Linked DNA regions of Homo sapiens: region 1 is linked to region 2. The links are chromatin loops, found by intact Hi-C in ENCODE. Cell type or tissue: Caco-2. All regions are shown on one strand. Links, peaks and the distances in the headings refer to the core of each region. The heading gives the core; the rest is flanking DNA. Region 1 has its middle 38 kb from the start of LYZL1. Region 2 holds the start of LINC02652 (long intergenic non-protein coding RNA 2652).

Evidence for each region. Hi-C counts contacts between places; a loop is a spot of excess contacts. Peaks named below come from ENCODE experiments on the same cell type or tissue, not always from the same donor. Only the 100,000 strongest peaks of a DNase experiment are listed, where the experiment ranks them.
Region 1: it touches region 2 in a loop (4-fold over the local background); 1 of 110 quality-filtered maps calls a loop at or near these places.

The regions. Positions count from the first base shown.
Region 1 is chr10:29,318,964-29,335,581 of GRCh38, forward strand. No RefSeq gene overlaps it. Among named protein-coding and RNA genes, the nearest start is that of LYZL1, 38 kb to the left of the region's middle. In Caco-2, for the core only: no CTCF peak of the experiment used is centred there; a DNase peak (open chromatin) is centred at 8,198.
Region 2 is chr10:28,495,397-28,512,014 of GRCh38, forward strand. It overlaps LINC02652 (long intergenic non-protein coding RNA 2652), which reads right to left and starts at 417. Exons shown (of 3, transcript NR_134496.1): 1 at 325-417. In Caco-2, for the core only: a CTCF peak has its summit at 7,885; DNase peaks (open chromatin) are centred at 7,055 and 7,925; H3K4me3 peaks cover 1,330 bases.

The sequences.
Region 1 (16,618 bases), core at 6,046-11,045, 820 kb after region 2:
CAAAGGCCTTCCAGGGGGTGCCCAAGAAGGACTTTAGAGAAGGGAGATTTTGAAAAATTATTTTTTAAAAAAATTGTAGTTTTCGACTCTGCTGACAGTCGATCAAAGCTAGTTTCTGCTTCTGAGACATTTTAGTGGCTGCCAGGAACTTAGAATTTAGAAGAGAAAAAAGAAGAGGAAAGGAAAAAATCTACAATGGAGCAGTCTGCGCGGGCGGTGGGGAGATTGCTGGTAAGATGAGAGTCTTTGAGGAATTGGGATTTTTCTGTGGACTTTGGAGCTCCTCGGGGCCCACCATGAAGACCAACATGGGGCCGGCAGCGCAGGGAAAAACACCCTTGGGAGGCCCTTTGAACACAGCTCACGTAACCACATTTGAGGAGAGACAACGGGAGGGACGGTCCCTTGTGCCAGTCGAGGGACAGGGCTGGAACTGTGGTTCCAAACCCTGGCTGCACAATGCGATCATCAGGACACTTCAAAAAATGCAGATGCCAGGCCTGGCTCAATTCAGTTAAATCAGGCTCCCTGAAGGCAGGGTCCTGATGCAGATATTTTTTTAACTCCCCCGTTAATTCTAATGCTCAACCAAGGTTATGAACCCTGAGTAAGAGACTTAACGGGACCCTGCTGAGCACAGGCTTCCCCTGGGCTACAGTGCCCCCTCTCCGTCACCTCACTGGGAGAAGAACATCAAGGTCACCCACCTTCTGGCTACAGTGAAGACTCAGGAAGTCGTTCCTCTCCGATAGCTGAGAGTCAATACAGGGACCTCAAGAGTGGAGCCTCATCATCAGAGTAACCTGGGGACAACAGAGGCCAGAACACACACAACACTCAGCAAGTATTCAAAGGCCAGGCACGGAGGCTCATGCTTGTAATCCTAACACTTTGGGAAGCCGAGGTGGGAGGATTTCTTGAGGACAGGAGTTTGAGACCAGCCTGGGCAACATGACGAGACCCCCCTCTCTACAAAAAGAATTAAAAGAATTAGCCAGGTATGGTGACTCACACCTGTAGTCCCAGCTATTGAGGAGGCTCAGACAAGAGGATCTTCTGAGCCCAGAGTTCAAGGCTGCAGTGAGCCATGATAGAGCAAGAACCTGTCTCAAAAAAAAAAAAAAAAAAAGCCCACTAAAACCAATTTTAAAAACCCCCAAATATGTGAGTAACTGTGCCAGGCACTATGCTATGCAAATGGTGAGCATAGCCAATTGGTTGATTCTGCAGCTCTGGGTTTTCTCTGTAGGCAGGGGCAGGAGAACCAGCTATACCCTGAGGTCTACAAGTCCAGAGAGGGCAAAAGCACAATTTCCAAAAAGCTAAATCCAAGACTCTTTATGCAAATATAAAATGAACACATGTCAAACACTTTATCACACTCACTAATTAATGAGGAATCAGTAAGATCTTAATACCAGTTCAGAGAGATCTGAGGAGCTAGGTATTTATGGGCAATTAACAAAAGGAATGTTAGGGTACGATTACTGGCTAGTTAACATCTTACAGGGAAATAAACTATAAACTACGGAGTTGTTTTTGTTTTTCCTGCCAGATAGAAATTATTTTCATCTCTACCAAAGAAAAATCTAAAACTTAACACATAACTTCCCTAAGTCTAGGAATTTTAAACAATAGTTAAGAGTGTGTTGAACAAAGTGCTTTTGCCCCTGTATGACACTGTAAGGACGTGAAGCCTACAGATTTGCCTTGAGGTCTCACTCTGCTGCCCAGGCTGGAGTGCAGTGGCACAATCATAGCTCACTGCACCCTCGAATTCCTGGGCTCCAGCAATCTTCCCACCTCAGCCTCCTGAGTAGCTGGGACTACAGGCACAAACCACCATGGCCAGCTAATTTTTCTATTTTTTGTAGTAATAGAACCTCACTATGTTGCCCAGGCTGGTCTCGAACTCCTGGGTTCCAGTGATCCTCCCTCCTCGGCCTCCCAAAGAGCTGGGATTACAAGTGTGAGCCACTGCACCCAGCCAGTCATTTTTCTTGATAGCAAGAGACAGATGACGAGACCACAGAAATATGAAGAAATATGAAGGTGATATTGCACAAGAAAACTCAAAATCTATGCAATTACAAACCAATAAAGTATAGGTGCTGTCTGATTATACTGAGCCACGCTAAGGGGTCACCCACACATCAGCTGTGGCCCTGTCCCCTCAACATCCTGGGCAGAATGACTCAACCTTTTATAAGGGAAGCCCAAGGTCTTCTGCAAGATTCCTGAGACCTAAAAAGCTTACATTTTCATGCTTTTCTCTGGCTCTGAGCCTCTGCTTCTGCTGAATTCGTTCATTTAAAAATCCTCTCCTCTCCTTGCTATTGTGTCACTGACAGGAAAGGGGTCTCTTTTCTTCATTTGGACAATACAGAAATAAAATTAAACCTTCCACAGAAGATATTTATATGGACTTTCCTTAGAAGGTTTAGGAAGACAGAAAGATCTAGATTTCCAATGCAAAAAACTCAGACAAGAGAAATTCCTGTTCCCCAAGTGTTGCTTCTCCTCCTGCTCCCCTTCCGGGGTTTTTCCTCTTCTTTTTTCTCTCTGACCAAACACCTGTTTTCTTTTATTCTGTTTTTTGTTTGTTTGTTTCTTTTTATCATCTTGGCTCCTAATTATTCAGGTGCTCAAAGTTTTATCTTCTCTTTAAGCAGTTGATGAAAAAGTGCTCTTAAAAAGAAGTTCGATCCCACCTGTAAGAAAAATTTTGGTGCCAGCAGATAAGAAAGCAAAATTTCCCCCCACATTTATAGTAAAACATATATGTAATAGAGCCCTCCTCCCACCCCCACTTCCCCCACACCCCTGCTCACTCTGTCCCAGCCCCGCACACCTGGGATCTAACCTGTTCCCCACACGCCCAGAATCTAACCTGTTTCTGGCACAGCCAGCAGCTTCTTGTTCCTCTCACAGGTCCCCGCTCAGTGGCCACAGTCTCAAGGCGAGAACCGTGGGAAACTCTCCTAGGTGTGAAATGAAAGAAGCACCAAAACACGCAGTCATCAGGATCAACAAGGTTTTAATGCATGATCTATTTGCAATATGCGATGCATTAAACTAATGCAAAAACTCCATGATGAACAAAAAGTCAACATTTCAAAGACAGGACCAATATTACTGATTTTTTTTTCTTTTTCTTTTGCTCCAGGTTTGAATGTGGCTCTTCACAGCACTATGAGTGATTTTCATTTCGTTTTGAAATTTTTTTCTTTTTTTTTTTTTTTGAGATGGAGTTTTACTCTTGTTGCCCAGGCTAGGGTGCAATGGCATGATCTTGGCTCATCGCAACCTCTGCCTCCTGAGTTCAAGCCATTCTCCTGCCTCAGCCTCCCCAGTAGCTAGGATTACAGATGGCTGCCACCACACTGGGCTAATTTTTGTATTTTTTTTTTAATTTTTATTTTTAGTAGAGACAAGGTTTCACCATGTTGGTGGGCTGGTCTCAAATTCCTGACCTTAGACGATTCGTCAGCTTTGGCTTTCCAAAGTGCTGGGATTACAGGCATGAGCTGCCGTGCCTGGCCTATTTTGAAATTTTGATATTTTCTTCATCATGGGGTTTTTGCATTAATTTTGATTTTTAAAAAATAATGCCTTCAAATGTTATTTATCTTGACTCCTGAGTTTTTGGACACCCCCTTAAACTGTGTGCTAAGGCTTCACCCTCATCCCAGCCCTGGAAGTATTCTAATCAGGGTGGAAAATAATGCTACTTGTCCTTTCTGAGCAATAAGTAAGGGAGGGAAGGAAAGGAAGGAAGGAAGGGAGGGAGGGAGGGAGGGGAAGAGAAAGAAAGAGAGGGAGGGAGGGAGGGGAAGAGAAAGAAGGAAAGAGAGGGAGGGAGGGAGGGAGGGAAAGAAAGAGAGAGAGAGAAAAAGGAGGGAGGGAAAAGGAAAAAAGGAAGGAAGGAGAGAAAGAAAAAGAGAAAAGAAAGATCTTTCTGAGAGATAAAAGGTAGAGAAGTGGAGTGGGGCTTGTCACACTGACTTAGCCAGAAACAGCAGACAGTAAGCAGTATTCCTAGCAGAGCAAGCTGGCAGGAGAATCTGTTAGGCCCCAGTCTCATCTAAAAATAGTGAGTTGTGATGGTTCTCACCCCTGGCGGCACAGGAGAATCGTCCAGGGAAGTTTTTAAAAATACTAATGCCCCGGCCCTCCCCACAGACTAAAAAGTCAAAACCTCTGAGCATGTGGCCATCAGGCCACTGTCATTTGCCACCAAGGTCATGAACCCCAGGCTCCTTCCAGTTCCAATATTCTGGACTGTCTCTGTTTTCTCTGCGGCTGCTCTTGGAGGGATCAGTAAGGTCGCTTTTGTAAACTCCTTAAAGAAACCTTTGAGAACCTGAAAACAACAATAACGATACACTCCCCTCTTTGGCAAAATGCTCATTTGGCACACACACAATTCAGTTTCAGGAATCCCACAGCCCCCTCCTCACTCTCAGGAAGCCACCAATTGGTTCTAAATTAAAAATTCCTCATCTATTTTAAATAGCATCCAAAAAATCTTGATTCTTCATGTGTGACCCCATGCTAAGTGCTGCATGAAGGAGTTTATCTGGACCCGTTTCTCTCTCTGGAAGCTAAGACACAGCTGGCGGGGTGGACTGCGGTTCCTGCTGCCACCTCTTGAACTTCCTTCCACAGTTTTCAGAGCACACGCCTCAGTCTAAGGTTCCTGCTCCAGACTGCGGTCAGACTCACCTGAGAGCTTTAAAAAAATATTCCTGCCTGGGACCCACCTTCAGAGACCCTTATTTACTTAATCTGCAATGGAAATGGGCATTTTTTATCATTTATTTATTTATTGAGACAGGGTCTTGCTCTGTCACCCAGGCTGGAGGGCAGTGATGCGATCATAGCTCACTGCAGCCTTGAACTCCAGGACTCAAGCCATCCTCCCGCGTAGACAGGACTACAGGCATGCCACTGCATCTGGCTAATTTTTTTACATTTTTTAAAGGTATGGGGTCTCATGTTGTTGCCCAGGCTGGTCTTGAACTCCTAGGCTCAAGCGATCCTCCCACCTCAGCCTCCCAAAGTGCTGGGATTACAGATATGAACCACTGCACGTGGCTGACATTAGCATAATTTAAAGCCACACTGTGCCTCTCATGGGCAGGCAGGGTGAGAGCCCCTGTCAGTCATGCGGTGGGAGACACAGAGGGCTGCTCCGGGACAAGGACCTGCTGCACAGGTAAGCTGGCTTGAGGGGGCTTGCTGATCTAATCACTCCCAGCTGTAGGCCCAGCTAAATGGGTGGTTTTAGAAGCTACTTAAAGTTTAATAATCCAAAATATAGAGTGCTTTTACAACAGTGTAACAAGAAGGGAACTGGCCAGGGAATGAGAAACCGAGGGTTCAGGTCCTGGCCATGCTAACGATTTTGTGACCTTGGCCGAGACTCCCACACCCCGGAGCCTGCCTCCTGCACCGGCAGTTAAGTGCACAGCCTACTGCACTTGGCAGACATCAGGTCAAATCCCATCTCTGCAGCACAGCGACTAACTTACCCTGACTTTGCCCTTGTTTGATCGTCAAATAGTATTACCTCATGGGGTTGTCATGAATATCTAAGTGCCCAGCATAAAATGGATAGCAAGTGCTCAATAAGTTTTTGTTATTATTATGATTCAGCTCAGCAAACCTCAAGGAGCCGTTGTTAGGATAAACGGAGTAATATATATGCAGCCCCTAGTTAACTGTGAAGTACTGTACGGTGGTGTCACTGTCGTTGACCTTGTGGCTTTCACTAGACTGAAGCCAGGACAAGAGTTTGTGGATTCCAGACTTCCTGGAACAGAACTCATAGTATCTTACTACCCCCACCTCAATGCTTTCAGAAAGCTTGTTTGAGATCAGAATTTGAAGCTGGGCACAGTGGCTCATGCCTGTAACCCCAGCACTTTGGGAGGCTGAAGCGGGCAGATTGCTTGAGCCCAGGAGTTGGAGATCAGCCTGAGCAACATACGGTCCCTATCTCTACAAAAAGATAGGGTCTACAGGTAGACCTAAAAAAATCCAAAAAAAATTAGCTAGGCATGGTATCGTGTGCCTGCAGTCCCAGCTACTAGGGAGGCTGAGGTGGGAGGACTGCTTCAGCCTGGGAGGCAGAGGCTGCAGTGAGACGAGATCGTGTCACTGCACTCCAGCCTGGGCATCAGAGTGAGACCTTGTCTCAAAAAAAATTTTTTTGAGAGAGTTCTGGAACAGTCGCATCCTAGTCAGATTGGGTACCACAGTCCGTTTGGCCAAGGAGTCTTGTAATGTTTGGTAGTTGCTTTCTCACATGAGGCTGAATGAAAACCCAGCTCTTAGGTTCTGTGCAAAGCACAGGGCGACAGCAGTAATTGGACTGAATTGGTTAAATTAGAAAAAGAAATCAGGTGAGTGTTACCTTATTCTGGATATTTAAAATGCTCCCACAGTGAGGCCTAGCAGAGCTTGTAGGCATCTGAAATACTTAAGAGGCATAGCTCAGAAACTATAGACATCGCCATTTGCTCTTTTGTGTCTTTCCAGCGAGTGCTGACAAATGCAACCTGAAAAAACTCAGTTCCTAAGATTCCTGGCCTTCCAGTGAATATGCAGTGTTGGGGCATGTGGTTCCCTGATCAGTTAAAGAAGAATCTGTCCATTTCAGAAAGCAGACTGGAAGCTGCTTTCATCCAATCAATGAAATGGTGCTGCCTTTATTGGCATAGTAGTATGCATTGCACTCACAAGTTCAGACATCCAAGTCGTAGCTTGCTACCTGCTTGAATAAAGAAAAGGAAAGAGGAAGAGAGAAAAAATCCACTAAATTCTCAAAAGTACCTTGCAACACTGAACATAAAGTGTTGGGGCCATGGTATAATGGTTTGTCAGCTGAAAAATCAAAATTTTCTACACACAACAGATTCATGGGCATTGCAGAGGGTAACAACTAATGACATAATAATAATAATACCTAATAAATGTTCTTCTATGTTGGAAACACAGCTAAGGACTTTTCATTCATTAACTGAATATTCTTAACAATCCTATGAAACTAATCTTATCCTATTTTACAAATGAGAAAACTAAAGCCCAGAGAGTTTAATGAATTTGCACAAGTTTAGTTGATTAACCTAGTTAATTAACTAATAAGGTTAGTCCATTAGTTCAAGTAATTCAATTCCAGGTCTTTCAGATACTAAATCTCTCTTCTTGACCATTGTACTATGCTACCTCAATACATAGCCCAAAACAGAGTTCACCCAGAATTTTAGCCTCCCATTCCCGAGGAAATGTGAACAGTTGGAAAACATGTTGGAAAGAATATGGAGGGGTATTTTTCTTTCTCTCTGGGACCCTTCCCTCCTTGTACCAGAGAGTAAGTAACAAATAACCAAAGGGCGAGCAACAGAAAGAAGGGACCAAGGAAGAAATCTGAATTGATCAAGAGACAATTGTGCAAAGTATCCTGAACCAAATTCGGAGATGTTCCAGAAAGTTTACACACTTAGAGTCTCTACCCAGTTACAAAACATTTGTTAGCAAATGTTCATGCTGAATGAAGGACACACATTTCTCAACTGTATTCCTGACTTTCCTACCTGCTGACTTGGTAATTTCAAAAGACCTAGTATAGCTATGGGATATATTTCTCATGACCAAGTAGGTTCCATAATTTTATCTTAATACATCAACCATGTAATATTTTAAACTACTAGAAAAGCCTAAAATGGGAATGCGAAATGGCAAAAGAGAGTGGAGGAGAGAAGAGACAGCAGTTCTAACTCAGCCTTCCAAAAAGACTTTCAAAAAAGAAATATTCTAGATGAGGCCAGGAGAAGCCATCTAGAGTGGCACTGAAGCTCCAAAGAGTTCCACAAAGAGTGAATCAATTGCATTTATGTGCTTTGGAAAAAACAAAAAGCCCAAACTTGGGATTTCCTGTTAGCCCAGAGCAGCGTGGCTCTATCCCTAGGACTCAGTGGCTCCCAGTGCAAAAGCCGGTTCCCTATGTGAGTTATGTCCTGCGTTTGACCATCTGATCCGCATTTTCCCGTGGATTAATAATTTGACCACTCTGGAAGTCTTGCTGTGTGTACTGAAACCGTCTGTTAACTCTCCTGTGGACTGCTGGGTTTGGTATTTAATCTTCAACAGGAATTTCAGAAGGTCAAAGTCCCCATCTGAGAGGAGTGCCATGCAAGTAATGAAACCAGGCAGACAAGTTCACCCTCAAGGAGATGGAAGTCTTTGAGTGTGGTTGACAAAAGACCTTTAGACCATGGGCATTTGGGGCCTGGGGTAGAGCGAACGGAGAAGAAAATTAGCTTAGGGAGAGATTCTTAAATCAGTGGGAAAAAAGCAAAACATGTGACATGTGGAGTTGCAAGCTTCTGGGAAATTTGGTTTCTATTAACTGCACAAGCAATAGTTTTGGTCATTGTTGTTGATGTTGTGTGTGTATGCATTACGTTTAATGGGCACCCAGTGCAATGGCAGTAATAAAAATGGAACAGAACAAGTATGTGAAGGAATTAAAGCTAGAACTTACCAGTGTAAGTTTATTTCTAGTTGATTTTTGAAAAAAATAAAGCCAAATATTTGCAGGTCCCAGGCGCTCTGAAGTCTGTAGTTTCCCACCCTTACAGACAGCACCCCATGGTGTGTCAACTTTCTCATTTCAAAGTCCAAAGCATCCTAAAGCAAACATGAACCTCACAGTGAAATGGCCTCACTCTGATTTACACATCATTATTTCTCCAACTGTTGATTTAGTCCAGTCTTCCCTGATGGCATCTTCTAAAGGAAAGCTTCTTCATATTCTTCCCCAGGAGACAGTCAAGGCTGTCCACGGACAAGCGGGTTGAGACAGCATATTCCGTGCTGAATCTGAGGGCATAAGAAATTTGCTTGTGCTTTCTCCTATTTCAGTTCTGTAACCTCCATTCCAATGCAGTCATGTGAATCGTTTGCTTCTTTGGGTTAGTAATAGATGTTGCCGTTTATTGGCCACGTATATACTCAGCCCTCCCCTTATGGAGAGGCAACTGGAGAAACTGAGGTCTTTATCCAATGACCTGCTCCATGCCAGCATTTCTGTAATTGGGGGTTGGGACATCTGAGCTACAGGAACTTCTGAGAGTCCTAAGGCGGTGAGATATTGCTATAGTGACCACCAACATCAATGTTTGAAACATTTATAAAATAATAATAGTAGCTACATATAACTAAGAACTCACTATACCAGGAATCTTTCATACATTACCTTTATTTCTCAGACAACTCACCCTACATAGGAGGAGTCTAAGGCTGTAGACATTCAGGAAGCTTGGAAAGACCTTGCAGGTGGTAAAGGGCAGAACCAGAACTTGCATCCATGTATCCTTTTGACTTTGAAGCCTGTTTTTCCCTGGACCTCAGGGATGAGATAAGATGCCCAGCATCTATCCACTTCTTCACGCCTCCTCACACTCTTCCTTTTCTTATTCTTCAGCTCAAAGATCTGAGGTAGTATCAAGAGAGGACCATCCCTGGTGGGGGTCAGTGGCTCATATCTATAATCACAACACTTTGGGAGGTTGAAGCAGGAGGATTGCTTGAAGCCAAGAGTTCAAGACCAGACTGGGTAACATAGCAAGATCTCCTTCTCTATTTAAAAAAAATATATTTTAAAAAAGACAGCTGGGAACAGTGGCTCACGCCTGTGATCACAGCACTTTGGGAGGCCGAAGCAGGCAGATCACCTGAGGTCAGGAGTTCAAGACCAGCCTGATCAACATGGTGAAACCCCGTCTCTACAAAAATACAAAAAATAGCCAGGCATGATGGCAGATGCCTTTAATCCTACTTACTCAGGAGCCTGAGGCAGGAGAATCACTTAAACCTAGGAGGCAGAGGTTGCAGTGAGCCAAGATCGCGCCATTGTCCTCCAGCCTGGGTGACAGAGTGAGACTTCTTTTCAAAAAAAAAAAAAAAAAAGAGGGAACCATCCCTGAAAGTCTTCAAACAGTTGGTTAGCAGCTGTGAAACTTATGTGACTCCACCTTAAAATGAGGTGGTTTGTTTGATGTCTACCATTCGTACTGAAGGATAATTTGGAATATGGATAATCATAATATTTCTTATGGAAGCAGTCATGACCTAAAACTCTGGCAACTGCCATTGCCCTGGCGTGCTTTCCAAATGAGAACAGAGAAGATGCCTGGGATGACTTCCCACATTCCTGAGTGAGCTGCATGCTCGTGGTCTACTGCTTACCCCAGGTCATCTCTGCAGCAGCTCAGCAGCACCTTCCATCTACTGCCCCAAACATCACCCACATTTTGGTCTCCCCCACCTCCTCCCATTTTTGCAAAGCCAATTGGCTCTCATTATTCTGAACCAATCTTGCCTAGCTGTGTAACCACCACTTGAGAGAAAGTTAATTTTATACTCAGTGCATTTACTTCTATTTGAAATAGATATTAAGGGCGCTCTGCTTTCTAAATTCTCCCCAAGTGAAACAGAGCTCTCTATGAGGCCCCTGAGAACAACAGAGCATTAACACAATTCCTGCCCTGAAGACGTTGTGTCTCCTCTTAGGTCAAGAGCCAATAAGCACATAATTGGCCCTTAATTGTATGAACTGTATTCCCGGTGCTTTTCACAGCACATGGCATTGCGTAAGGGTCAACATGGCTTGCTGATTTATGTGTTGATCTCTCTCTCTCTCTGTGTGTGTGTGTGTGTGCGTGTGTGTGTGTGTGTGTGTGTGTGAAGAGAGAGAAGGGGATTTGGCAGTGATGGGAGGCCACAGCAAGGGGGGCACCAAGAATTAGATAACTCCTATAATCAGTGTTGTTTACTATTCATTAGCAAGAGAAAATACAATTGCAAGAAAATCCATTTATGATTATAGAGGAGAATGGAACTATGCATTCCAGATTTTTTTCCAACAAAACATTCAGACACAACTTACATTCACACTTTTCCCCTAGAAGTAATAATTAGCAAACAGCTGTCAGAAGGTTTGTTGACAACCTTTCTAATGTCAATGTCTTTCAAAAGACCCACTTCTTTGCAATGCCTCCACCCACCGGCTGGCTGAGGTCAAAGGAACATGGAGTGCGCGTGTGTATCTATGCCTGTCTGTATTTTCCACCATATTCTTCTTTCTCTTTCTCCCTCTTCCTTCCCCTCTTATTATTGTAGCATCCAGGTTTTGTCAATTATCAAACACTCAAACACTACATACACACATCCTTACATAAAATAATTCAATGAAGTGAAAAGAAAGTCCCATATCTTCCTCTCTGTTAGCACCATGGGTTAATGGAATGAACACTGAACTTCGGAATCAGAGACTTGGTTTCAAGTTCTAGATTCATTCACTTGCTAACTGTGTGATGGAAATTAGTTTAATCTCTGCAGTTGACTCCTCTGTAAAGTAAGATACTTAACTCATGGCATTATTCTTAGGATTAAAGAAACAAATGTGAATATGAACAAATGAACATAGTTTCTGATGTTCAATAAATACTCAACATACATTTCATTCCTGTCTGGTTTTTCCAGTGGCAGAAAAGATAACACACCAAAACCTTAGCCTGTTCATCAGGAAAGCCTAGACTTCAGATAAAGAACAAATGGAAGACTTGTTTAGAACACTGGCTCCAGTTTTTTTTTTTTTTTCAGTTATAGTTCCTAGCTCTATCCTAATGGATGATACTAATTTTGGAGAGAGTGAAGATTTTTCTGAGAGAAGAAGACATTCAAAGCTGATCTCTCAACAAGGGATGGCAGTATTTCCTCCATCAACATTATTTGTGCCTATTTTTAAATGTTATTTTAAAATAGCCATGGATTTTGCTATTGATTAATGAGTGTCACGGAGAATTGATCTGGTGTTTCTTCTCATTATCAAAGAGAATAAGAAGGAAATTTCCCCTTCCTTCTCGCATCAAGTATGGCTAAGCCTTTGGGTTTGGAGTTTTGGGCTCAGTTGCCCCCCTCCAGCCCCTTTGAGGTGGGACAAGATGGAAGGCCCCAGAGGAAGAGGGACAAGGCCTACTCTGGGGTCAGACTGAGAAAACCAAAGAAGTTGGTTTTAACACATGGCGGAGACACATTGTTACTCTGATGGGGGCAGTAGACTACAAGGAGGCCTGAAGACCAAGCACGGGTCTGACATCACCAGCAGAGCTGCTGCCTTGGAAAAAACGTGGAGTATCCCAAGCACAACTCTACTCATAAACCACAGACTCAGTTTGGGTTTCACCAGTTTCTCCACTAATCCTTTTTCTGTTCCAGGACCACACTGGATACCCCACTGGATTTAGTCATTGTGTCTCTTTAGTATCCCCTAATCTGTGACAGATTCTCTGTGTTTCCTTGTTTTTCAGGACCCTGACACTTTTGAAGAGTATTGGCCAGATATTTTGGGGACTGCCATTCCCTCTGGGTTTGCCTGGTGTGTCCTCATGATTAGGCTGTAGGAAAGGCTTTCCCCTTCTGACACACGCAACGACGTGGATGAAACTTGAGGATATTACGTTAAGTGAAATAAGACAGTCACAAAATGGTAAATACTGAATGATTTCACTTGTATGAGGTACCTAGAGTATGATTTCAAGTATCTACTCATACTGTCATAAATGGCTTTTGATTGTCATCTATAAATGGAAATGCTACCTCCTATAACCTACATTCCCACATGATCCAAAATTTTGGTGATTCATTATAGCACACAGATCTATAGTAGATGGTCAGCTCCAAAAGGCAGGAACTGGGACTTTTCCCTCTTATATCCTTGGCCCCTACCACAGTGTTTAAAAACTAATCATTAAGTAAGTAAGTGAGGCCACCATGCCTAAACCTAGCTTGCTGGGTATGTGGCAGACTGGATATGGAGGTCTTCCGTGGAAGGGCAACCAGCAGAGGCCCTGAAACCAACACAGGTCACCCGGCCCAACCTTAGTTGCCATATGCCACAAGCCAGCATTTCTCAGCCTTTATTGCACAGAGAAATTCCTGGCCAATGAACTCATGAGTCGCCTCACTGTTGAGACCCCACACATGCCAGGGTAGAGGTGGTGTGGTATTCTCAGCCTGCTAACCTGTAAGTCTTCTCTTCTCTACCCTAGGCCTGAAATCACACTGCTGCATGGAAGGAGCATGGCATTATTTGGGGAAAACATTGAATCCGTTCTGTTTCAGCTGAGTGATTTTTAAGTGTATGTGCTCTTTCGCTTGCAGTCAAAACTCACAACTGACAGGACTCGCCCAAGAATCTTGACCCTGTGTTTGTAAAGCTCTGATCTGGGCAATGGCTGCTGTGCTCTCAGCTTCTGAGATGAGGGTGCACAGGCACCTGGTCTTTGGAAGGGAAGCATGTTAGCTGCCAATTTTGCTCTATGAAGGATAAGACACTTGTATTGAGGAAACTATGGCTTAATAGTTTCATGGGACAGACTCCAGGGGAAAAGCCAGGAGAGGCAGCTACAGCAGACACAGTACATCCAGGTTAGGAAAACCAACCAGGCTGTACCATTATAGAGGGGCCAAGTAAACACTCAGCCGACTCCAGGGAGACTTGGATTAAACCCAAGTGCTCTGCAGCCATCTGCAGGAACCAGGGAATTGGGAGGCTCAGGTGGTGGAGAGGATGGCACTAAAACCTCCAGAACTTGGATTTAGATTCTGTTCAAACAAATGGGACACCACCATCATTGTAAACCACAAATGGTGTGAGCCAGAAGTTAACTGTGTCCTGAAAAAGGAGAAAAGACAAATATCTCTGGATCAAACATTTTAGTACATTGTGGAGGCCAAGTGTGGCAGTGAAGGTCTTCGAGGATGTAACGTTCATAACTCATTGCCTAGTCTATAGCTTCACAGCATGGTGGGCCCTGCCTGCCCCAGGCAGAAGTGACCGACAGTGACCCCAGTACAGAGCCCCAATCAATCAACATATGTTTATTGACTGTCTACAGCATGAAAAGAGTTTGAGACAGACCTAAACTCTGGAAGTCTGTAATGACAGGCAGTATTGTCTAGGTCACGCCCTGCCCACCTAGCAAACCCCCTCCCTCATCTCCAACTACTGAAATCCGACCCATCCTTCAAGGTCATGTCAAAGACAGTCTTCTTTGTAAAGCCACTTTTGATTCCATCCCCAGCCTCATCCTTATAACTGTGATCCTTCCTCTCTTTGAACTTCTCAGAGAATTTAGTTTCTACCTCTATGATTACACTTATCACAATCTGCTTTGGAGGAGCAAAGCAGATTGTGATATTAGCAGAATATTTTTTTTCTTTCTTTCTTTTTCATTCTGTTTTTTTTTTTTTTTTGAGACAGTTTCTTGCTCTGTTTCCCAGGCTGGAGTGCAGTGATGTGATCATAGCTCACTGCAACCCCTGCCTCCTGGGCTCAAACCATCCTCCCACCTCAGCCTCCCAAGTAGCTGGGACCACAGGCACGTACAACCACATCTGGCTAATTTTTGTATTTTTTTTTGTAGAGATGGGGTTTCACCATGTTGCCCAGACTGGTCTTGAACTCCTGGGCTCAAACAATACACCTGCCTCAGCCTCCCAAAGTGCTGGGATTACAGGCATGAGCCACTGTGCACAGCTTGGAAAAGCTATTTTAAAAAGAGTCAAACTTTCAACCAGGTTATAAACTCCTTGAAAGCAAGATGATGCTTATCAGAGTTGCCCCTGCAATGCTTGGCAAAGGGGCCAGCACAGAGCAGATATTTGTTGGTAACTGGACAAGTATTAATAGGTGAAGGTTAAGGATGATGAAGAAAAACATTCAAGTATAGTTCTTACTTCCTTTCCTGTACGGACACCAGAAACACAGTAATTTAAGGGCCTCCGATGCTGAAATTAAAGTTTTACTGTTGTCAGAACATTTTCCTTATTTATATGGCAGGTTAAAATTACCAAGGTATCATATTTTCCAAGAAGAATAACAAGCACTGGACTAAGAGTTGAGAGGCCCAAGACCTAACCTGGGTTTTGCCACTAACTAGTCACATGGCTCTGGACAAGGCACAATCTCAGAGGACCCAGACCTCTACAGTATTAAGGACTCTGACTAACTCATCTCTATGGTTTTACAGCTTTGTAATTTTGTGAAACTATTTCATATACATCACATCCTCTAAATTAAGATGACCCTTGGTTCTTTACGGAAATACTAGAAAAGCAAAGCCAGCTATCTGCTTAAGAAAAAAAAAAAATATATATATATATATATATATAGATAGATAGATGATAGATAGATAGATACATAGATACATAGATAGATAGATAGATTTAGCCTTCAAAACCATGGATCAAATATTATATCATCTGAGAAGCATCTCTGTCCCTTAGATGTGATTGCTCTTTCTTCTGTTCTCCTGGGGCATCTATTTAGTGTTATAGCAGAAATGGAAGTTGGATGGTGTATATATATATATATATATACACACACACACACACACACACATATACATATATATATATACACACACATATATATACATTATATATATACACACACACATATATACACACACACACACACACACACACACACATATATATAGGCTGGGCATGGTGGCTCACACATGTAATCCCAGTACTTTGGGAGGCTGAAGTGGGTGAATCGCTTGAGGGCAGGAGTTTGACACCAACATATCAAAACCCCATCTCTATTAAAAATACAAAAATTAAGATGGTCGAATAGGAACAGCTCTGGTCTGCAGCTCCCAGCGTTATTGATGCAGAAGATGGGTGATTTCTGCATTTCCAACTGAGGTACCTGGTTCATCTCATTGGACTGGTTGGACAGTGGGTGCAGCCCACAGAGGGTGAACTGAAATAGGGCGGGGCATCACCTCACCTGGGAAGCGCAAGGGGTTGGGGGATTTCCCTTTCCTAGCCAAGGGAAGCCATGACAGACTGTACCTGGAAAATCGGGACACTCATGCCCAAATACTGCGCTTTTCCAATGGTCTTAGCAAATGGCACACTAGGAGATTATATCCCGTGTCAGGCTCGGCAGGTCTCACACCCATGGAGACTTGCTCACTGCTAGCGCAGCAGTCTCAGATCGACCTGAGAGGCAGCAGCCTGGCAGGGGGAGGGGCATCCGCCATTGCTGAGGCTTGAGCAGGTAAACAAAGTGGCTGGGGAAGTTCAAACTGGGCGGAGCCCACCACAGCTCAGCAAGGCCTGTTGCCTCTGTAGATTCCACTTCTTAGGGCAGGGCATAGCTGAACAAAAGGCAGCAGAAACTTCTGCAGACTTAAACGTCCGTGTCTGACAGCTCTGAAGAGAGCAGAGTTCTCCCAGCATGGTGTTTGAGCTCTGAGAAAGGACAGACTGCTTCCTCAGGTGGGTCTCTGACCCCCGTGTAGCCTAAATGGGAGACGCCTTCCAGTAGGGGCCAATTGACATCTCATACAGGCAGATGCCCCTCTGGGATGAAGCTTCCAGAGGAAGAATCAGCCAGCAATATTTGCTGTTTTGCAGCCTCCCCGCTGGTGATACCCAGGCAAACAGGGTCTGGGGTGGAACTCAGCAAACTCAAACAGACCTGCAGCTGAGGGACCTGACTGTCAGAAGGAAAACTAACAAAAAGAAAGGAATA
Region 2 (16,618 bases), core at 5,303-10,302:
GGAGGGAGGAAGGAGGAAAGACAGGCCATAGACTGCCTTGTAGTTCTCAGAAAGTTTCAGCAAGGTCAAAAGGGAGTCAGTGAACCTAAGTTGCCCATTAGAGGAGCCCCTGCCTCCCAGGAAGGGGCCTCCTTGATATCCCTGCCATACTCAGTCACTGACTGGGAGCAGCCCACAGGAAGTGTGGCCTCAATCCTGGGCACACCAGCAGCTAGGGCTGGAAATAAATTATGCTTCCTGCAGTAGGAGATCTGAAAGTTGTATTCTCATGCTACTGCAGACAACAATTTGTATAACTCAGAGTTAACTACTCTCTGATCTTACCTGAAACAGTGGAGTGATCCAAGGCAAGTTTGGGGTTTAGTCCTCAATCATCCACCTGGGCCTTGTTCTCAATTCCACTAACTAAACAGAGGGTTGTAGTCACAGCATCCTAAATGAAGATTGAGAAGAAGGATCCACATTTTGCTAAAAATGTTAAGCTATAGCTCTGCAGCAAAATAATTCCTGCTTTCATTTCAAAAACAATAGATGTATTACTTTTCTTCTGCTTCTGCAAGACACCGATTCGAGAGGAGTGTTGGATGCCTGCAAACAGGCAAAAACAAAACAAAACAAAAAACAAAACAAAAAACCCCCCAGGTATCCAAAATCTAGTGACTGTTAGTCCAAAGTCTTACTTTTTTTTTATAGACTGATTTATGGATCAAGAAATCTTCAATTTGCCTTTGCTACCAAATGAGGCCACCTTATCATGGGTCATCTTTACCTCCATGCCCTAGCCCTGCTAGGGGACAGTGTCTCACCTCGACTAACAGGCGTTCAGTTACGCTGACATCAACTAGATTAAGAGAGTTGGCTCTTGCCCCAGTGAGTTGACTGTTTAGGAAGCCAGTGTTTGCAAGAGGCCTTCTTTGCAGAACTTGCTCTGCTAAATCTCTCATTTGGGGAACATTTGTAAACATTTATTATTTACTTTTATTTTTAGAGGCAGGGTCTCACTTTGTTGTCCAGGGTGATCTTGAACTTCTGGCCTCAAGCGATCCTTTTGCCTCAGCCTCCCAAAGTGCTGGGATTATAGGGGTGAGCCACTATCTTGGCCCTTCATCTGGGGAACCTTTTCAAAATGTCCATATAAACAGTGGTTGGATCTGGTGCAGACAAGCAGTCTTTGGAGGTGATGAAATCTGGTCTTGCATTCTAGCTCTACCACATTTTTGTCAACAAAGGCAGGTGACTGGTAGATGTCCAAATGTCAGACCTTTGGAAGAGCTCCAGAAGAAAGGGGAGATAATGCCAGAAAGGTCTAAAAGTAGCTGTTGGAATTTGGTCACAGAAAGTGACGTGCAGAGGAGCAACTCATTCACTAGGCTAGATGGAATTGGGGAGATAGAGGAGAGTCCAATTTGCAGGGAACGGGGTCAGTGAGGCATAGGAAGAAAAGCCACAGTCAGGTTTCTGATGTACCAAGGTGGAAGGCAAGGACTCAGGCACAGAAGTCTAAATAAGGAATCAACTTCCTGGATATACTGGGGAAACAGGATCAGATGACCCAGTGTTGGGCTGAAGATCTTGTTTCTTATCCACCACATACAGAGGATGTGAATTATTCCAGAGTCTGAGCTGGAACTTTCCTACTTTACAGATAGGGTTAAGCAACCCTAGATGCAAACTCCCAGGGTTCAGAATTAGGTAGACCACAATCTCCAGAAGCTGGATGTTTACATGTTCAAACTTTAAGATGATAATTTCTATAATAACAATAAATGATAGAAATAGAAAGTTCACAAATGTCAATTTACTTGAAAGTATAAGAGATATTTTAAAAAGAAATAATCCAATCAGGGCTGGGTGTGGTGGCTTACGCCTATAATCCCAGCACTTTGACAGGTCGAAGCAAGTGGATTGCTTGAGGACAGAAGTTCAAGATCATCCTGGGCAACATAGTGAGACCCCCGTCTCTACAAAAATTTTTTAAAAAATAGCTAGGTGTAGTGGTGCACACCTGTAGTACCAGCTACTCAGGAGGCTGAGATAGGAGGCTCGCTTGAGCCCTGGAGTTTGAGGCTGCAGTAAGCTATGATTGCATCACTGCACTCCAGCTTGGGCAATAGAGTGAGATCCTGATGAAAGAAAGAAAGAGAAAGAGAGAGAGAGAAAGAGAGACAGAGAGAGAGAAAGAGAGAGAGAAAGAAAGAAAGAACGAAAGAAAGAAAGAAAGAGAAATAAAAAGAAAGAAAAGAAAGAAAGAAAGAAGAAAGAGATAGAAAAGGAAGGAAGAAGGAGAGAGAGAGAAAGAGAGGGAGGAAGGGAAGGAAAGAAGGAAGGAGGGAAGGAAGGAGGAAGGGAAGGAAGGAAGGAAGGAAGGAAGGAAGGAAGGAAGGAAGGAAGGAAGAAAAAGACAGATAACACATTGGGATTCCATTATCCAAAAGGGACTAAAATAGGATCATGGAATAAATACAAATCAGCCTGTACTCATGTGTTATCAATAGGGCTGAGAAATTCTCAGTCTTCATTACCTTTTGACAACTGATGAGAGTGAACAGTCCTCTAAGATTAATGATGCACTGGCTGCCACTGCCATGCACAATCTAATCACTAAGTTAATGCTTTACCAAGAGGAATACTGCATATTTTTTTAAAGTACATATTAGAAAAAGAAAGCAGATTTGGAGAGTAAGATTCTGCTATCTTATTTCTTTTTCTTTTTTTTAATAGAGGGAGTTTCACTCTTGTTGCCCAGGCTGAAGTGCAATGGCGTGATCTCAGCTCACTGCAACCTCTGCCTCCTAGGTTCAAGTGATTCTCCTGCCTCAGCCTCCCGAGTAGCTGGGGTGACAGGCATGTGCCACCACACCTGGCTAATTTTGTATTTTTAGTAGAGACAGGATTTCTCCATGTTGGTCAGGCTGGTCTCGAACTCCCGACCTCAGGTGATCCACCCGCCTCAGCCTCCCCAAGTGCTGAGATTACAGGCGTGAGCCACCGCACCCATCATGTTTTGTTTTGTTTTGTTTTGAGACATGATCTCACTCTGTCGCCCAGTCTGATGTACAGTGGTGTGATTACAGCTCACTGTGGCCTCAGCCTCCCAGGCTCAAACAATCCTCCCACCTCAGCCCCTCCAGTAGCTGGGAATACGGGTGCACCCCCATGCCTGGCTAGTTTTTACTTTGTTTTTGCTTTTGTTTTTGTTTTGTAGAGATGGGGTTTCGCCGTGTTGCCCAGGCTGGTCTCAAAGTCCTAGGCTCAAGTGATCCACCTGCCTCAGCCTCCCAGTCTTATTTCTTTTCAGGTACTTAACACTCTATTTGGTAAATTTCATAGAAGCATTTCTGGATTATTTCTTTAAATGTATTTAATCCTCTAACAAGTTTCATAGGCAGGAGGTATTCTAGTCACATAAATATATAAGTTTAATGCTGTCTTTATTTTTCTTCAAGTTTGTTTTCCAAAAGTGTGGACAATTAGGTGCATCATGCAGCAATCCCATGGTTCTTCTGAAGGGAAACATAACCTTTTATTTCCCTTAAATACATAGGGGAAATTATTAAACAATTGTAGCTAAGACTAAGTCAAGGGAATTCAGGACTTAGGAGAATTACACTGCCTATGTGTTCCGTACTTTATACCTTTCTCCCTGCCATGTAAAAAAAAAAATTATGTGCAGAATAATCTGGCTAAAATAAGCAACTGAAGGAAGCATTGATGGGCAAACAAGATGGAGAAGAGAAAGAAGTTTTGAGAGACAAGTGAGTCAACAAGGCATGGCTTTGACGGAAGGATTCTGAGGCCACATTCCAGGTGGATTTTCTTTTTTTTTTTTAGATGGAGTCTCACTCTGTCACCCAGGCTGCAGTGCAGTGGCGCAGTCTTGGCTCGCTGCAGCCTCTGCCTCCCAGGTTCAAGCGATTCTCCTGCCTCAGCCTCCCGAGTAGCTGGGATTACGGGCACCCACCACCACGCCCGGCTAATTTTTGTATTTTTAGTAGAGACGAGGTTTCACCATGTTGGCCAGGCTGGTCTTGAACTCCTGACTTCAAGTGATCCTCCTGCCTCGGCCTCCCAAAGTGCTGGGATTACAGGTGTAAGCCACTGTGGCCACCCTCCAGGTGGATTTTATTTATACGTGTCTATCGTTGCCTGAAGTCCTTTCTTAGTAACATTTTACTACACCACATCTCTTTCCCTACTTACTGCCTTCGTGAGTCCAACTCTTGGCGTCTATAATAGTTTGGCCTCTATAGTCTTGCAGGTGATCATTTTGGTGTGATTTACTGAGAAGCAGCTCTGTGCACAAGCATTTTCTTTTCTGCTAAGTCTGGCCTGTTTCTAGGGTCCCCTCTTACTGCCTCCAATCACAAATCTCACTGATGGTTAAGACAATGAATTGTATTTTAATGAGGTAGGGATCAAGAAACCCTGTTTCTAGCTGTGTTATCTGTGACAAATCATTTATTCCTTGTGCTTCAGTTTCCTGTTTATTAAAATGAAGATATTGGACTAAGTATCATTCAGTTTTAAATTTTTGTCTCTAGATGTAATAGGTGTCCTTTATGAGTAAGGCAGGTGTTTGTTAGAGTTTGACATTGTAATGCCAAAGGTTCTTGCCTTAGCCATGCCAAAGGATTGGTGTGGCGGTAGCCTGTGACGAGAGAGACAGGGATCGGACCGAGAGAAAAAGAGCTGTAGACTTTATTGAGCAGAGTGACAGTACAAAGCTTCCACAGCGTGGAAGGGGTCCCGAGTGGGTAGCCAGTGTTAGATTTTTCATCACCTTTTAAACTCTTTAAGGCCGGAAATACGTGGGATGGGAAGATGTTACCAGAGCGAGAAACAAAGACAATTAATATGTCTCAGATCTTGCGAACCGGAATTGTAACTTAAGTTTTATCTACTTTATAACCTTGCAGCAGCATGGCAAAGGAGACAGGATCTCACAAGACCTTACAAATTGTATTTACAGGGAATTGGAATTGGGAGCATAGATAAGGTCTGCTGGTCACAGAAAAACGGGTTTTTTAACATTCCTTTTAGTTTCAGGGGAGGAGGAAGGGAGAGAGGGAGAGAGGACACAGGGAAGCTTACAGCAAAATTTTTAGTGTTCATAGCTTTCCTGGGGAAGAAAACACATGCACAAATTCTGATGTTAGGAATATTTTAAGCATATATCTTCAATATTATTCATCCAGGACCAAAGTAAGTCCTGATGCAGGAAATGAGTGAGTTTCACAGCTTTCTCAGCCCCTACGACCCAGGAAGCCCAGCTAGCATCTCTGCTCAGTATTTCCACTGAGAGCTAGGCTGATGAGAATAGTGCAGAACTGTGAGTACATTAAAAGAGCACAGCCGGGTTCAGTGGCTTATGCCTGTAATCCCAGCACTTTGGGAGGCCAAGGCAGGGAGATCACAAGGTCAAAAGATCGAGACCATCCTGGCCAACATGGTGAAACCCCGTCTCTACTAAAAATACAAAAATTAGCTGGGTGTGGTGGTGCGCACCTGTAGTCCCAACTATTCGGGAGGCTGAGGCAGGAGAATAGCTTGAACCCAGGAGGTGGAGGTTGCAGTGAGCTGAGATCGTGCCACTGCACTCCAGCCTGGGCGACAGAGCAAGACTCCATCTCAATTAAAAAAACAAAAAAAAAAGATCTAGCAACTGCTACTCATATAAAGAGAAGTAAAATGTGTTTGCTGGAAACTGATGCTTCCATTTTGAAGTGGGTGGGTAAGAATTCTTAATCATCGTGGATTCATTTAGACTCAATTCAGAGTTAATATATTTTAATTTTACACTTTCATTAGTTACTTTTGTTATTTATATGAGCCATTTATGAAATGAGTATCCAAAATCAGCTAACTTCTTCAGATCATTGTTTTGTGATAGCTAATAACTTTCTTTTTTTTTTTTTTGAGACGGAGTCTCGCTCTGTTGCCCAGGCTGGAGTGCAGTGGCACGATATCGGCTCACTGCAAGCTCCGCCTTCCATGTTCATGACATTGTCCTGCCTCAGCCTCCCGAGTAGCTGGGACTACAGGCGTCTGCCACCAAGCCCGGCTAATATTTTTGTATTTTTTTTTAGTAGAGACAGGGTTTCACCGTGTTAGCCAGGATGGTCTCTGTCTCCTGACCTCGTGATCCGCCGACCTTGGCCTCCTAAAGTGCTGGGATTGTAGGCGTGAGCCACCGCGCCCGGCCTTTTTTCATTATTTATTTAATCAAGCTATGAGTAGGAGTTTATATTAGTTATATTTCTTATGGAAGGTTTCTTAGAACGTTACCGCAACTTTTTTTTTCTTTTAACTTTTTTTTTTAGGTTCAGGGGTACATGTGCAGGTTTTGTTATATAGGTAAACTTGTTATATAGATAAACAGTACAAAAAAGTTGGTACAGCAACTTTTTTTTTTTCTGAGACGAAGTCTTGCTCTGTTGCCCAGGCTGGAGTGCAGTGGCACGATCTCGGCTCACTGCAAGCTCCGCCTCCCGGGTTCACGCCATTCTCCTGCCTCAGCCTCCTGAGTAGCTGGGACTACAGGCGCCCGCCACCACGCCCAGCTAATTTTTTTTTAATATTTTTAGTAGAGATGGGGTTTCACCGTGTTAGCCAGGATGGTCTCGATCTCCTGACCTCGTGATCCGCCTGCCTCGGCCTCCCAAAGTGCTGAGATTACAGGCGTGAGCCACCACGCCCTGCCAGTATGGTGTATTTTCAAAAGGAGATAATTTCTTCCCATATCTGAGGGTTTACCCATTTAAATTAGTTTAGCTACGAATAACAGTAAATGCAAAATTACAGTGGTTTATCAAAAAAGCAGATTACTTTCTCACTCACGTTAAAAATCTCTCTAGGGAGGTAGTAGTCTCTCTAGAGGTGACGCGCCGTCCCACGATGCCAGGAAACCGGGCTCTTATCTTTGGCTCTATCATCCTTAGCACATGGTTTCCACTCATAGTCTAAGGTGCGTATTCACGCTCCAGCTCTCACATTCACAATGTAGCCAGAAAGGAGAAAAGCAGGCGGGGCGCCGTGGCTCACGCCTGTAATCCCAGCACTTTAGGAGGCCGAGGCGGGTGGATCATGAGGTCAGGAGATAGAGACCATCCTGGCTAACACGGTGAAACCCCGTCTCTACTAAAAATACAAAAAATTAGCCAGGCGTGGTGGCTGGAGCCTGTAGTCCCAGCTACTCGCGAGCCTGAGGCAGGAGAATGGCGTGAACCCGGGAGGCGGAGCTTGCAGTGAGCCGAGATCGTGCCACTGCACTCCAGCCTGGGCGACAGAGCGAGTCTCCGTCTCAGAAAAAAAAAAAAAAAAAAAAAAAAAAGGAGAAAAGCAGAAGAACCTTTTCCCTTTAAGGATAGTTCCTGAAAATTCCACGCACCACTCCTGCTTATATCCAGCTGGACAGACATGGCCACGTCAAGTTACAAAGGAAGTGGAGAAATACAATCTTTTTCTGGACAGAGAGAGGCCCACTAAAAACTAGGGATTCTACAAAGAAAGAATGGAGAAAAAATATTGGGAGAAAGCCTCCTTTTGACAGAGCTTTTATATTTGTAGTGTTCCACAGGTAAATTTATTCACTTATATAAACGGGTCAATCTTCTTTCGAATATGAAAGTAACTTGCATATAGAAAAACATCCAAAATTTATTTTAGAATTTTGCAGATGAAATCTAGTTTTTCAAATGTTAATTTAAGATGGCCTGTCTTTTTTGATACAGGTAATGTATATTCCTTTTTCTGGAAGTATACTTTGTGATTAAAAAAAAAAAAAGAATCAAAGCCAGATGGAAAACAGCATTGTAAAAGGAAAGAATTCAGTACTACCGCACAGTTTTATACCACCTGGCAAGCAGACAACACTAATATGAATTTGGAACCCTGCCGATGGAGTCATATGCCCCTGCTGGGCTGGGCTGCTAGGACAAGCACCTGCCTATATGTGCCAAGTGTGCTCCCTGCTACGTGCTTTTAATGCAGTGGCCTAAAGGCACATAATGCAGGCCAAAGGTGGGCTTGAAAGAATACTCTCACAGAAGTCACATTATCCCAAAGTGATAACAAGGTTTGATTAATTAGGAAATACTGGACATTTATATGAGTGGAATTATCATATTTCCTCAACACTCTCTCTTTACAGACACTAATGCTTCATCAGCTCAACATAGCATCCATGTCCTCAAAACCTTCCATCACAGTTTTAAACATAAGACTCGGTAAACACAAACAAACAAACATCTTTCAAACATGCATATTCAGATACTATCTTCATAATTTGAATTCCTGCAAGATAGATCAATGGAGTCATGCAGGCTACAGATTAATCCAACGTAGCAACGAATTACTAGGCACCCAATTTTCATGCAGTATTTGAGGAAATATGATAATTCCACTCATATAAATGTCCAATATTTCCTAATTAATCAAATATTGTTATCACTTTGGGATGATGTGACTTCTGTGAGAGTATTCTTTCAAGCCTCAAACACTTATGTGAGACTTCTGTGAGAGTATTCTTTCAAGCCTCAGGACACTTACCGAGTCTTATGTTTACTATGATGGAAGGTTTTGAGGACGTGGATGCTGTGTTGAGCTGATGGAGCATTAGAGTCTGTAAAGAGAGAGTGTTGACAGGGGTAATGATTGCCAGCTGCAGGGTCCAGAGAAACCCTACATTAACAAGAGACAATTACAGAAAATATTAGAAACCTCTAGGATTCTACAACACACTCTATTATTAAGCAAATTTTGCTTTACCAAAGACCTCTAGATAGGTACCATTTCTCTAAAATTTAGGAGAATAAAGGGCCCCAAGAAACCACTGGCAGGCTTTCCTTCTGCTTCATTTCAAAGACAAATCGCTGAAGGATAATACAGAAGCCTCTGAGGCAATGATAAGCCATTAGAAGCCAAAGAGCTACATGTAGCTTACCTAGTGACACTATTCACTGGCAAAACAATTGCAAGAATAAGAAACCAAAGTAGAAGATCATTGTATTCACTGATTAATTTGTGTTTGACCTGAGAATTAATACTCCTGCTTCTATACTGGGGCTGCGGAAGTTGCATAGTGCTCCAGGATTTGGTCAAGAATGAAAGCTTCCTAGATACAGGTGGCATTTGGGACTGAAAAACAGCATATAGGACAGCAATGAATAAGGAGCAAGAGAACGCGCACGCAGAAGGAAAAGATTAAAGAGCTGCTCCCATTTCTTTTTTTTTTTTTTTTTTTTTGAGTCTTACTCTGTTACCCAGGCTGGAGTGCAGTGGCACAATCTCAGCTCACTGCAACCTCTGCTTCCCAGGTTCAAGGGATTCTCCTGCCTCGGCCTCCCAAGTAGCTGGGATTACAGGTATCTGCCACCACACCTGGATAACTTTTGTATTTTTAGTAGAGACGGGGTTTCACCATGTTGAGCAGGCTGGGCTTGAACTCCTGACCTCAGGTGATCCACCCACCTCGGCCTCCCAAAGTGCTGGGATTATAGGCGTGAGCCACCGCAGCCGGCTGTGCTTCCATTTCTAAACTATCTCTTTCTTGGAGAAATGTTGCTAGTTTATGCAGTTTCTAATATTATATATTAAATAACAACCACAGCCTGGCCAACATGGTGAAACCCCATCTCTACTAAAAATACAAAAATTAGCTGGGTGTGGCGGCATGCACCTGTAATCCCAGTCACCCGGGAGGCTGAGGCAGGAGAATCGCTTGAACTCGGGGGGTAGAGGTTGAAGTGAGCCGAGATCGTGCCACTGCACTCCAACCTGGGCAACAGAGTGAGACGCTCTCAAAAAATATTAAATAAATAAATAAGCAAAAATAAATATATAAATAACAACCAACCATTGACTCACAAGAAAACTGTGACTATAGTATCTTGGTAACAAACAGATAAAATTATGAAAATGTTTTGAAATATGAATCACCTTTCCTATTAAAAAAGTGCTTACCATTGTCTTAAGGTTTTGTACAGCACATGTACTGTTTTGTAAAAAGAAAGTCTGCACAGCAAAATGATTTGGATAAACCAAGGATCTGAATATGTAGGTCCTGGACAACTGTTGTTGTAGCACTGTAACTCCCTGGCCAAGCACGGTTGCATCACACATTAGTTGGATAACAGGTGCTTCTGTTTTGGGGTAACTTCCTGGCACAACAGAGCCCCACTGCTTCCTTTTTGGCTCCAGCCTGCTGTATTGTAATATTACCAGGGTTGCAAAAGAAAAGCCTAAAATGGAGACCTAAATGCAATGTTCTATCTGTCTAAATTTTTAATCTGTGAGTAAAAGAACAGATAACCATGCCATGCAAATTACATTAAATATTGTGGTTTGTGAGCAGGGATTGGTTAGTACCTTGAGGCCATCTGTGCTGTATGTCTCGTTATCTGTTTCACATGAGACATATTATATTACGATTCAGATCGTATTTTAAGTTACATGGATAATAGTTCCTAATGGTTTTTTTTAAAATTGTGGTTGAATATATATAACATAAAATTTACCAGTAAAACCATTTTTTTAATGAACAGTTCTGTGGCATTAAGTACATCCATGCTGTTGTGCAACCATCACCATCATCCACCTCCAAAACTTTCAAAATCATATCAAACAGAAACTCTGTACACATTAAATAAGAACTTCCTGCTCCCCTCTCCCTGCACCCCTGGCAACCACCATGCTACTTTCTGTCTCTATGAATTTGACTACTATAGGCACCTCACATAAGTGGAATCATACAATATTTGTCCTTTCATGATGACATTATTTCACTTAGAATAATAACTTCAGGTTTCATCCATGTTGTAGCATGTGTTCAAGCGATTCTCTTTTAAAATTTAAAAATTTACTTCTCTTTTAAGGCTGAATAATATTCCATTGTATGTATATACCACATTTGTTTATCCATTTATCCATCAACAGACACCTGGGTTGCTTCCACCTTTTGGCTTTTGAGAATAACTTTGCTATGAACATTGGTGTACAAACATCTGTTAGGGTTACTGCTTTCTTTTGGGTTTATACGCAGAAGTGGAAATGCTGGATCATATGGTAAATATATTTTTAAATTTTTGAGGAACTGCCAAACTGTTTTTCATAGGAGCTGCACCATTTTATATTCCAACCAGCAGTGCACAAGTGTTCCGGTTTCTTCATATCCTCACCAACACTTGTTATTTTCTGTTTTGTTTTTGTTTTATAATAGCCATCCTAATGAGTGTGAGGTGGTATCTCACTGTGGTTTTGACTTGCATTTCACTTGTGACACTGAGCATCTTTTTATGGGATTATTGGCCATTTGTATATCTTCTTTGGGAAAATGTCTATTCAAGTCCTTTGCTCATTTTTTAATTGTTTTTTTTTGTGTGTGTGTGTGGTTGAGTTGTAGAGAGTTCTTTATATATTCTGGGTAGCAATTCCTTATCAGATAGATGATCATAAAGTGTTTTTCTATTTTTTTTTTTTTTTTTTTTTTTTGAGACAGTCTCGCTCTGTCGCCCAGGCTGGAGTGCAGTGGCGTGATCTCGGCGCACTGCAAGCTCCGCCTCCCGGGTTAATGCCATTCTCCTGCATCAGCCTCCCAAGTAGCTGGGACTACAGGCGCCCACCACCACACCCAGCTAATTTTTTTGTATTTTTAGTAGAGATGGGGTTTCACCGTGTTAGCCAGGATGGTCTTGATCTCATGACCTCGTGATCCGCCTGCCTCAGCCTCCCAAAGTGCTGGGATTACAGGCATGAGCCACCGCGCCTGGCCAATCATAAAGTGTTTTTTTGTTTTGTTTCGTTTGAGACGGAGTTTCGCTCTGTCGCCCAGGCTGGAGTGCAGTGGCACGATCTCGACTCACTGCAAACTCCACCTCCCAGGTTCAAGCAATTCTCATGCCTCAGCCTCCTGAGTTGCTGGGATTAAGGCGCCTGCCACCATGCTCAGCTAATTTTTGTATTTTTAGTAGAGAAGGGATTTCACCATGTTGGTTAGGCTGGTCTCGAACCCCTGACCTCGTGATCCACCCGCCTCGGTGTCCCAAAGTGCTGGGATTACAGGCGTGAGCCACCGCGCCTGGCCAATCATAAAGAGTTTTAAGGGAAAATTAGGTCTCCAATGAAGACTGAGTAGCAGTAGAAGACACAGAGGGGTGAACACAAGCTTTGTGTGAGTGAAACATACCAGTAAGCAGATTTACTGGGGAAGGAACAAGTACAGACCAGAGAATGCCAGGGTGCAGAGTTTCAATCTTTCACTCTCAGGCAGAGTTGCCCTTTCACTTTGCTTCTTATCTCCCTTAGCGTGGGGGTCTGGAGTTACCTCGTGTCTGCCCCATTTTTCTCAGACCCCTAACTACTACATCAAAGACCCACCCGAGACAGACTAATGATTTGCTTTCTAGCAATGTTTCTCAAACTTCCTTCACTTAACAATTTTTGCCATCTTTACATATGTAACATTTTCTTAACACTTTTCTTTAAATCAACTCAATTTTGAAAATTAAATTTATTATTTTATTTTTGAGATGGAGTCTCAGTGTGTCACCTAGGCTGGAGTGCAGTGACACGATCTCGGCTCACTGCAACCTCCGCCTCCTGGGTTCAAGTGATTCTCATGCCTCAGCCTCCTGAGTAGCTGAGATTACAGGCGCAAACCACCATGCCTGGCTAATTTTTGTATTTTTAATAGAGACGGGGTTTCGCCACGTTGGCTAGACTGGTCTCGAACTCCTGACCTCAGGTGATCCTCCTGCCTCGGCCTCCCAAAGTGCTGGGATTACAGACATGAGCCACCACGCCTGGCCACTAAATTTATTTTAAAAGGAAACTTTTTATTTATTTATTTATTTATTTTGAGACGGAGTTTCACTCTTGTCGCCCAGTCTGGAGTGTAGTGGCTCGATCTTGGCTCACTGCAACCTCTGCCTCCCGGGTTCAAGCAATTGTCCTGCCCCAGCCTCCCAAGTAGCTGGGATTACAGGCGCCCGGCACCACGCCCGGCTAATTGTTTGTATTTTTAGTAGAGACAGGGTTTCACCATGTTGGGAAGGCTGGTCTTGAACTCCTGACCTCAGGCAATCTGCCTGCCTCGGCCTCCCAAAGTGCTGGGATTACAGAAGTGAGCCACTGCAGTATTGTAAATGGAAAACCAGAATCAGGTGCCTTTTCAGGCACAACAGATTACAAACATCAGTCACTCCTTTGTCATCTAGGAGATTTCTTACTGTTGATACTAGATAAGCACGTCCCTTTCCCTAACAGAGAGCATCTGCTAGCATGCCACAGTGGGGCCATTTAGTGAACAGAGGTGCTATTCAATAGACAGTTTGCACTTGTGCAAAAGTTTGTGCCCAGGAAGTAGAGAACAGCTGATAGTGACATGGTACCATCTCAAATGTTTTTCCTTACCATACTTTGCTGTAGCCTACATAAGACCTCTTGAGATTTTATTCCTGGGGGAAAAGCCACAGATTCCCAGAGGGTTCCCTCTGTATTTGTGAGTGAAGGGGGATAGAGGCCTAACTGGCTCAGCTGTCAGTTGACTGGAGGTAATTGTTTAATTCAGTAGTTCTCAAACTTTGTGGCCTCAAGATCCCTTTGCATCCTTAAAAATTATTGAGGAATACAAAGAGCTTTTGTTTATGTGGGTTTTATCTATTTATATTTACCAATTAGAAATTAAAAGTGAGAAATTTAAAACTATAAATTCATTTAAAATAAACTAATTACGTTATAAATATTTTCATGAAAAGTTACATATTTCCGAACAAGAGTGGCTTTGTTTACTTTTTTGTAAATCTCTTTTAAGATGAGACTTAATGGAAATCAGCTGAATTCTCGTATCTGCTTCTGCATTTAATCTTTTGCAACATTACATGTCATGAAGCCTCTGGAAAATGACACTGCCACACTCATGAAGGAGTGGAAAAGCCAAATTATGTTTTGCTATTATTACGAAAAGTTTTAACTTCGTAGATCTTCTCTGAAAGTGTCTTGGCCACTCCCAGACCTGCTTTAATTCATTTAGAGGTAGCATAGTATGGTGGGTTAGAGGGTAGATCCTGCAGTCCAAATGCTGAGTGCACACCCCAGCTCTGCCGCTTTTATTACCTGTTTGACTTTGGCCAAATGATTTAACTACTTTATGTCCCAGTTTCCTTATTTGTAGAGTGATGGTAATAATGAGGTGATACACATAAGGGTATGTAACAGTGAAATTAGAAAAATAAAGTAAGACCTTGAAAGAGAGGTACATATGGGTGCTCAGTCTAGCCTTACACTGAAAGTTCAATGTTATTTGTATTTCTTACTTTATATATGAGATTAAACATTTATTACTGGCCATCTGTATTTCCTTTTCTGACTCATCTATATGTTAATATATTCTATCTACTTTTTGTTGAGTTGGTATTTTTACTAATTTTGGGAGTTCTTTGTATAGTATATGGATTAACTTCTTGATTCTTTTATGTATTGTAATTATTTTCTCCAAATCCATAACCTAACTTTTAACTTTATTTATATTTTTCATCATAAAGAAGTTATAAATTTGTATGTGTCAAATCTATCAGTGTTTTTCTCTGTGGCTTCTGGGTTTCATGTTCTGTTGATACCTAGATTAAAACAATTCTATATATTATTTTAGCGCTTTCATACTTTATTTTTTAACATTTAGGTATTTAATACATTAAGAACTTATTTCGGAGTACAATGTAGAGATTTAACTTTTTCTTCAGAATGAGTAGATACATGTTCCAACATTATTTCTTAAATATTCCATCAATTTGCTACTGATTGAAAATGCCTCCTTTATAATTCATTCAATTCTCATGGCCATATGGAGGTATTTTTGAAGTATTTTGATTCATGTAGTATTTGTCTCTTCCAGTAGCTATAACATACATTTAAAATGACTCTAGACTTACAGTACATTTTAATGTATGGTATTCCCACATTCTTCTTCTTCCTCATGATTTTAAATTTTTCCATGAATTAATTTCTCAGGATAAATTTTAGAATCAACTTACCAAATACTACCCTCATTTCTCCAAAGTTGTGATTACGATTGAAATTATTGCATTACATGTATATATTAATAGTGTAAAGAAGTTATCTTTACACTATTAAGTTATTCTAACCAGGAAATTAAATGGTTTTTTGACTCAGTCAAATTATTTTACGCTCTTCTGTAAATTCTTTTTTTTTTTTTTTTAGTTTAGGAGTGGAAAGTTTAATAGACAAAAAAGAAGAGAGAGAAAGCTTCCTCATGCTGAGAAAGTAGGTTGCCCAAGAGCACCCTTCTGTAAATTCTTAAGATGTTCTGAATATGTCTTGATATTTCTTTTAAAACATATTCGTGGATATTAAACAGGATTTTCTACAAAAATTTGTTTGTGATTATGAACCTCAGGATAAAAACTGTAAGGCTGATACAAGCCTATGATTATGACTTCAACACAATATTTTTGTTTTGGTTCATCTTAAAAATAGAAGTTAAGGTAATGATACTCAAGGTATACATGGTGAACAAAATGCATCCAGAATGCATTTTTTTTTTTTTTTGAGAAGTAGTCTCACTCTATCGCCCAGGCTAGAGTGCAGTTGTACAATCTCAGCTCACTGCAACCTCCGCCTCCTGGGTTCAAGCGATTCTCCTGCCTCAGCCTCCCAAGTAGGTGGGACTGCAGGCACACACCACCACGCCTAGCTAATTTTTGTATTTTTAGTAGAGATGGGGTCTCACCATGTTGGCCAGGCTGTTCTTGAACTCCTGATCCGCCTGCCTCGGCCCCCCCAAAGTACTGGGATTACAGGCGTGAGCCACCGTGCCTGGCCCTAAAGATAACTGTATATTGGCTAACACGGGAGAAACGATTATCTATTAACCCTGTCTGATCCATTAAATTTGCCTCCCTAAGCAAGACAGTGTTTGAATCAACAGCAGACTCTATTCTTTTATGTGAGAAAAGAAAAAGGCACTAAGAAATAAGCTTCCTGAGTCTAATGCAATATTCTCAAACAATCGTGTGTATTGAAATCAGTTGGTGGGCTTATTAAAACAATTTGCATTTCTAACAAGTTCTCAGGTGAAGTTGATGGTGTTAGCCCAGCAACTACATATTGAGAACCGTCTTCTAATGTAATAACTTTGGGAGAGAAAGCCCAGTAGCTTTGCTAGGAGATTGATGCAGGAAGTGATGATAGAGAGAACATTATTAGTAAGAGCTCTGATCACAGTAAGAATTATTTTGTTTGGCATTATATTCCTTTAAAGCTATGAATTCTTCTCTGGGCTTAGGTTTGATTCACTTCCCATACATATTCATATGAAGTGTTCCAGTTTTCCAATTTGTATACAACTTGTAATCTCAAATTTGACTTCTGCTATAATCCAGTAATTATTTTGTAGTGTTTTTAAAGAATTGGGAAGTTTTTAAATTCATTTTTATTTATTCTACAAATATCTATGAAGTATCAACTATGAGCCATGTGCTTGGAATATATCACAGAGCGAAAGAGATTCTGATTTTTATCCTTATGAAGCCTCCATTAGGGGGCAGGAGCTAGACAATAAACATAATACATAAATTATACAGCATGCTAGAAGGTCCTGTTTCAA